2 separate regions of the Mus musculus genome follow, and region 1 is linked to region 2. The links are chromatin contacts, found by Hi-C or POLR2A ChIA-PET in ENCODE. All regions are on one chromosome and are shown on one strand. Each heading gives the region's core, a stretch centred on a gene start or an enhancer-like site at or near the end of the contact. The rest is flanking DNA. Distances are from core to core; before and after follow the strand shown. Region 1 holds the start of Osgin1 (oxidative stress induced growth inhibitor 1). Region 2 holds the start of Mlycd (malonyl-CoA decarboxylase).

Region 1 (2,700 bases), core at 77-2,576, 42 kb before region 2:
AGAGACAAACACAGGAGGGCCCCTGGAGATCACCCGCCAGAGAGCTGAATGACAGGCTCCAGGTTCAGTCCAGGAGAGGGAAGCCTGGAGGGAAGTGGCCCTGCAGGTAACTTGTTGTACAAGGGCAGTGACTTATGGGCAGGCAGCACTCACATAAAGATGGAAGGAGAAAGCTGACCCCTGACCCCTGACTCCTGGCGGGGGGGGGGGGGAGGGGTGGCTGTCTGATTTCTACACGTGTTCTTGTGCTCTCTCTAGCAATAATAATAATAATGATAGTGATAATAGAATGAAAAAGAAGGTGTGGACAGTGACTGAGGAAGACGCTAGCCATCGACCTCTGACCCCACAGGTATGAGCACATAAAAAATGAGTTTCTCAGAAGTGGCGATAGTTGCCCTGGTGTAACACTGCAGACATTTCTAAGGTTATGAAATCGTCATGCCAGGGAGGGCTGGGAACCATATACCATTTGTCTCTAAAAATGCCACCACCACCCCCAAGAGCTGGGGGTTTCTTATCCCCACTTCATGAATGAAACTGAGGTTGGGGAAAATGGAAGGGGAGGGGACATCTCGTCTAGGTCCTAGACAGCCTCGTTTGGGATCCTTTCCCCTCCATTCCCAAATAAAGCAACAGGTAGCAGTGACAGCTGCTAGTGACACAAAGCCCTGGGGCAGGAGGAAGTGTGCAGTCAGCCAAGTGTTACCTGGCCTTAGTCACAGTGAACCCTCGTTCCAAGTGCCTGCTCCACCTGGGCCCAAGGGTGCCTGATGGCCCAACCTCCACGGTCCACCACTTTCTCCACCGCACCTTCCGTAAACCGAGTACCCAGGAACCCTCGGCTGTGCTTGTCTGAGCCTGGTACCTAGGACCCACTGGAGCACCTCGCCAGGCTGGAGACACAGTGGCCATTGGTGCCTCGAAGGAGCAAGGCTACCCATGCTCCTTCCTGCCGGAACAGCTATTTCACGAGTTAGGATTAGGCTGCTAAGCCAGGGGCCGCTGGGGGAGAGTGTCCCAGACACTTAACCATGGCCATCGCTGGAGGTGCAGGGAGGACTCCCAGAGTCCTCCTCAGGACCAGTCAGTGTACACCCCGGCTTTCCTGACCCCCGTCTGCCCACCCTTGCCCCATAGCTATTGTTTCCCACCCACAGCCTTGCCCGGACCACTCACCTGATGGATGGTAGATAGCTGGAGGGAGCTGGTGAGCCTGGGTTGTCTGGACACTCAGAGGAACTTGGTCACACGGTGAGAGACTTTGTCACGGTGCCCTGCTGCAAGAACAGGATGCCCATTAGCCCTGGGGATCCCAGAGGCTGTGCGAGGCCCAAGGCTAGCAGGGGTATTTCACAGCGGGGCAGGGAGGAGGCGGAGGCAGGGGCGGGACCAGGAAAATCACTTTCATAAGCGTGAGTCAGCAGGGGCCCCTGGGTGAATGAACTTGGCCCTGGCCAGTCTTAAAGGGCCCCTGCTGGCCAGTTCCTCCCTTCCCGGGTTCAGTTTGAAGGAGGAACTAGGGAATCTTGAAAGAGACCACTAGGTCTCTTCCTTACCAGTGAGTGGTAGGCTTCTGAGAAATAGCTGGCCAGCTGGCTTCTGAACTCCAGAAAGCTCTGATCTTCCACTCACTTCCCACCCCAGCGTGTGGGGAGAGGGGACACGGGTGTGTGCAGAAAAAACCCTCAGTCACTGGTCAACCCCGACAACTCCCACTCAGCGACTTCCTGGTTGGAGACTCTGAACAAACCTCAGTTTCCCCATCTGAAAAGTGGGGTTGAGTTGGACTCCCTCATGTGTGCGTGCATGCGCATGTGAGTGTGTGTCCGTCCTCCCTGGTCCTTATAGACTTCTCTTCCTGTAGGGGGTCACGCCAGTCTGCTGGCCGGTTCTTGTGGTCCGTGAACGGAAGCTGGGTCCTAGGGAGACATCCCTTACTGCACACTGGGTCTGGAATAGCGCTTTTCCATATGGAGCCTTGGCTCAAGAGAAGGAAGTTGGGCAGTGGTTTAGGTCGGTGCACTCACCTTGGTGGCCATTGTTCCTGTCCTGATCAGCTGTCACTCTACCACCAGGACCAGAACTGGGGAGGGGCGGTGGGGGGGGAGTGTCAGGCTCTCACTCTAAGTACCCAAGAGACTACTCAGCGATTAAGAGCACTGGCTGCTCTTCCAGAGATTCTGAGTTCAATTCTCAGCAACCACATGGTGGCTCACAACCATCTGTAATGGGATTTGATGCCCTCTTCTGGTATGTCTGAAGACAGAACACTCATATATATTACATAAACAATTCTTTAAAAAAAAAAAAGGAACTCATTAAACAAAGTGACACTTTGGTACAATTTTCTAAAGAAAAAAAATTAAGTAAAGAATACAAATTCCAGAAAAAGAAAACTTCAGAGTTGTAAAGAAAGACGGGGTCCTTGGGCCCACCTCGTGGAACATCCTTCGGCTGCAAGAGTCTTGGCTGCTAGCACAGCATTTTGATTTAAAAAATGATATTTTGTTTTTCTTGGATTAAAAGAATGATTATTCAAAATACCGCATATAGGTTTTGGGGAATAGATCAGTAGAACCTGTGCCTAGCATTGCATGAGACCCTAGGTTGAAGGCCAAGTACCATTGTGCACTGATATGTTCAAACCCTGGGCTCGGGGCTGGGAGATGGCTCAGTGGAGAACACTTGCCCAACATG
Region 2 (2,700 bases), core at 155-2,654:
ATAGCAGTGCAAAGGAGCCTGGATCAGGGGATGTATATCTGAAGTCTTGGACAGCTCATCACCTCAGCGTGTCATGTCCTTCACTCTAAAGGAGATAGGTGTCAACCGAAAGGACAGAATGGAAGTAAAAATGGCCATGCCTGTTTCAAGCAGGTCAGGAAAAAAGCAGATGAGGCTTTGAACACTGGGGACTTCTGAAATGGTGATATCATTGTGTATGAACTCAGGGTCAATGCTCCTCTTTATTGAATATTAATGGCTGGCAGCTATGCTAGACAATCCTTTGGGTCTCAGCTATATACACCTCCGTTATCTGTACGCTACATGATATCGCTGGGTAAGCTGCTGACTAGCACAGGTACTAAAAAGTCAACTTAGGATCACTGCGTCTGGGGCTGGGGGTTTGGAATCAAATCTCTTGTCCAAAGTCAGATTGCAGAAAGAGGACTGGAGGCTTTAGAGACCCAGGCGGTGGTGACCTTGACTTTTGGCCATGTTTGTGCATTTCGTGTAACCTGTTAGGGTGATGGACGTTCGTGGGAGGTGCCCAAACTTTGCCCAAAGCCGTGTTCCATCCTTGTTCAAGAACAGCGCAGTTAAAACTAGAGCTATTTTGGAGTAAGCGCAATGGGTGTCACACCCGACAGTGACCCCCGAGGATAGTGCTACGAACCACGCAGTAAGCACCGTGGTATCTGAGGCCGGCGAGGTGGCTGCAGGGGCATGGGTAAGGGTCTGGGGAGTGGGGAGTGGGAAGTGGGCAGGGCCCCGGGGCGGTGGCGGGGGGCGGCGGCCCCGGGGTCGCGGTGGCCCGGGCGGGGCCTTACCCGGACGTGCGGCCCCTCCACCAGCTTGAGGGCCTGCGCCTCCAGCAGATCGGCCCGCAGCTGCACCAAGAAGCGCACGCCGCCGTCCAGCTTGCTGATGTGATGGAAGAGGCCGCGATACCGCGGCACGAGCGCGTAGCGCAACCGGTCCTCCGCCTGCAGCAGCACGGCCGCCTCGCGCGCCTGCTGGCGCAGCTGCAGCACCCCGGCGCTCTGCTCGGCCACCTGGCCGTGGTCCACGCCGAAGCCCTGAGCCAGGCGGCCGAGCAGCTCGGCGCGCTGGGACGCCTCGGCCAGGCCGCCGTAGAAGCTCACGAAGTCGGCGCACTGGCCCTCGGCGGGCGCCGGCGTCTTCTCGCGCAGCTCGTAGGCCGGCGTCGGGGGCACGGCTCGCCGCAGCAGCTCGTCCATGGCGCTGGCCGCGAGCCCGCCGCACAGCCGACGTCCCCGGGGCCCCGGAGGCCGCGGCGGGGACCGCAGTGGGAGCAGGCGCCGAGCCCTCAAGCCTGGCCCGAGGCCTCGCATGACAGCTCCGCGACAGCTGCTAGCGGGAGACGCCACTGGAGAGCGGGCCTCTGCCTCGCTTCCGGCTCCGGCTTCCGGTTTCTCGCCGGCCCCATTGGCCGAGGCCGGACGGCGGACGGAGACATTGGCCAATCGGGGGGTAGAACGGCGGGGGAGGGGCGAGGTGGCTTTCTCAGGCCGGAGGCCAAGTGCAGCCAAAGGTCCCCGGAACCCGGTAGCCCCGGGGCACCTGACTCGCCCTCTTGGCTTGCATCCTTACACCTGTTCTGAGAGTCACCGCCTCAGTCCCTTTCCCCACTACGCACGCGCTTCTCTTGATCTGAGAGCTTGACATCTCAGCTCTTCCCGGGACCGTGCTATGCACGCAGCCTCCTGTGCTAGGGTTCGGATCTAGCGTAGGTGAGGAGCTGAGAAATTTAAGGTTGCATGCTGGACTAGGTCTCCTAGGAATGGGGATGGCTCATTTGATAAAGTGATTGAGAACTTGAGTTCATATCCAGAACCCATGGGAAAACGCTTGTAGTCCTAGCTCAGGGAGGTGGACAAGAGCCAGCCAGTCCAGATAACAAGGTAAGTCTAGGTCAGCCAGAGACCCTATCTCCAAACCAACCAAACAAAAAGTATGCGGGTAGCGCCATCACTCGAGGTGTCTTCTGGCTTCCAGAACCACACATGTACATACGTGCACCCCCACACGTGTGTACAAGGAAATGTATATGCACATGTACACACCAAGCATGTAATTCTCAGAGTAATTCTCTGACTTGACATTTTGACCCTGTCCCGACCCGCGGACAGTAGAACAGGGTCTCTCCCAACAGACCCTCCCTAGGTACTCTCTGGCTCATGTCAAGAATCCCACCCAGACAGAACTGCTGGAGACCCAGCCCATGCCTCCTGCTGCATCCTAGAGCTTCCGTCTGGTCATGCCGGAAATGGGTATAGGAAGAATCTCTTCCCTACCAGCTTCCTTGCTGGGCCTCATTCATTCATTCATTCATTCATTCTTTCAGTGAAATGATTTTCAATTGTTTGGTGAGTTCCAGGCCCACCCTAGGCTTGCATTTGAAATAGCCCTGCTCATTCTCCTTCAGTTTACCATCTGAGGGAGGGAGTCACATTAAAATAACTGCAAAAAGGAATCAGACTGGTAGAGTAGGCTCTGTATGGATTCAGCTTGATATGATGACAGTCATCTTGGATCCAGACTGTTGTGACTGTCCTAGAGAAACCACAGTTCATTTTTTGGTGCATGGTTTCTCTTCAAACTATCGATAGACCAAATCCCAAGAATGACGTCTGGGACCTTACAACCGGATCCAGGCTCCAACCTGTACCTGGCTCTTTG

The links. A loop is a pair of places that touch in the nucleus more often than their neighbours do. ChIA-PET counts read pairs that join two places held with the same protein, here RNA polymerase II (POLR2A).
Region 1: a map of gastrocnemius shows a loop between it and region 2 (2.1-fold over the local background). The contact joins the promoter of Osgin1 here to the promoter of Mlycd in region 2. A Hi-C loop is called at or near these places in 1 of 37 maps with a recorded cell type or tissue (gastrocnemius). POLR2A ChIA-PET finds 5 or more read pairs at or near these places in 1 of 5 experiments (Patski).

Annotation. Positions count from the first base shown.
Region 1 is chr8:119,435,773-119,438,472 of GRCm38, reverse strand. It overlaps Osgin1 (oxidative stress induced growth inhibitor 1), which reads right to left and starts at 1,326. Exons shown (of 6, transcript NM_027950.2): 1 at 1,180-1,326.
Region 2 is chr8:119,393,598-119,396,297 of GRCm38, reverse strand. It overlaps Mlycd (malonyl-CoA decarboxylase), which reads right to left and starts at 1,404. Exons shown (of 5, transcript NM_019966.3): 1 at 828-1,404. The coding sequence starts at 1,352.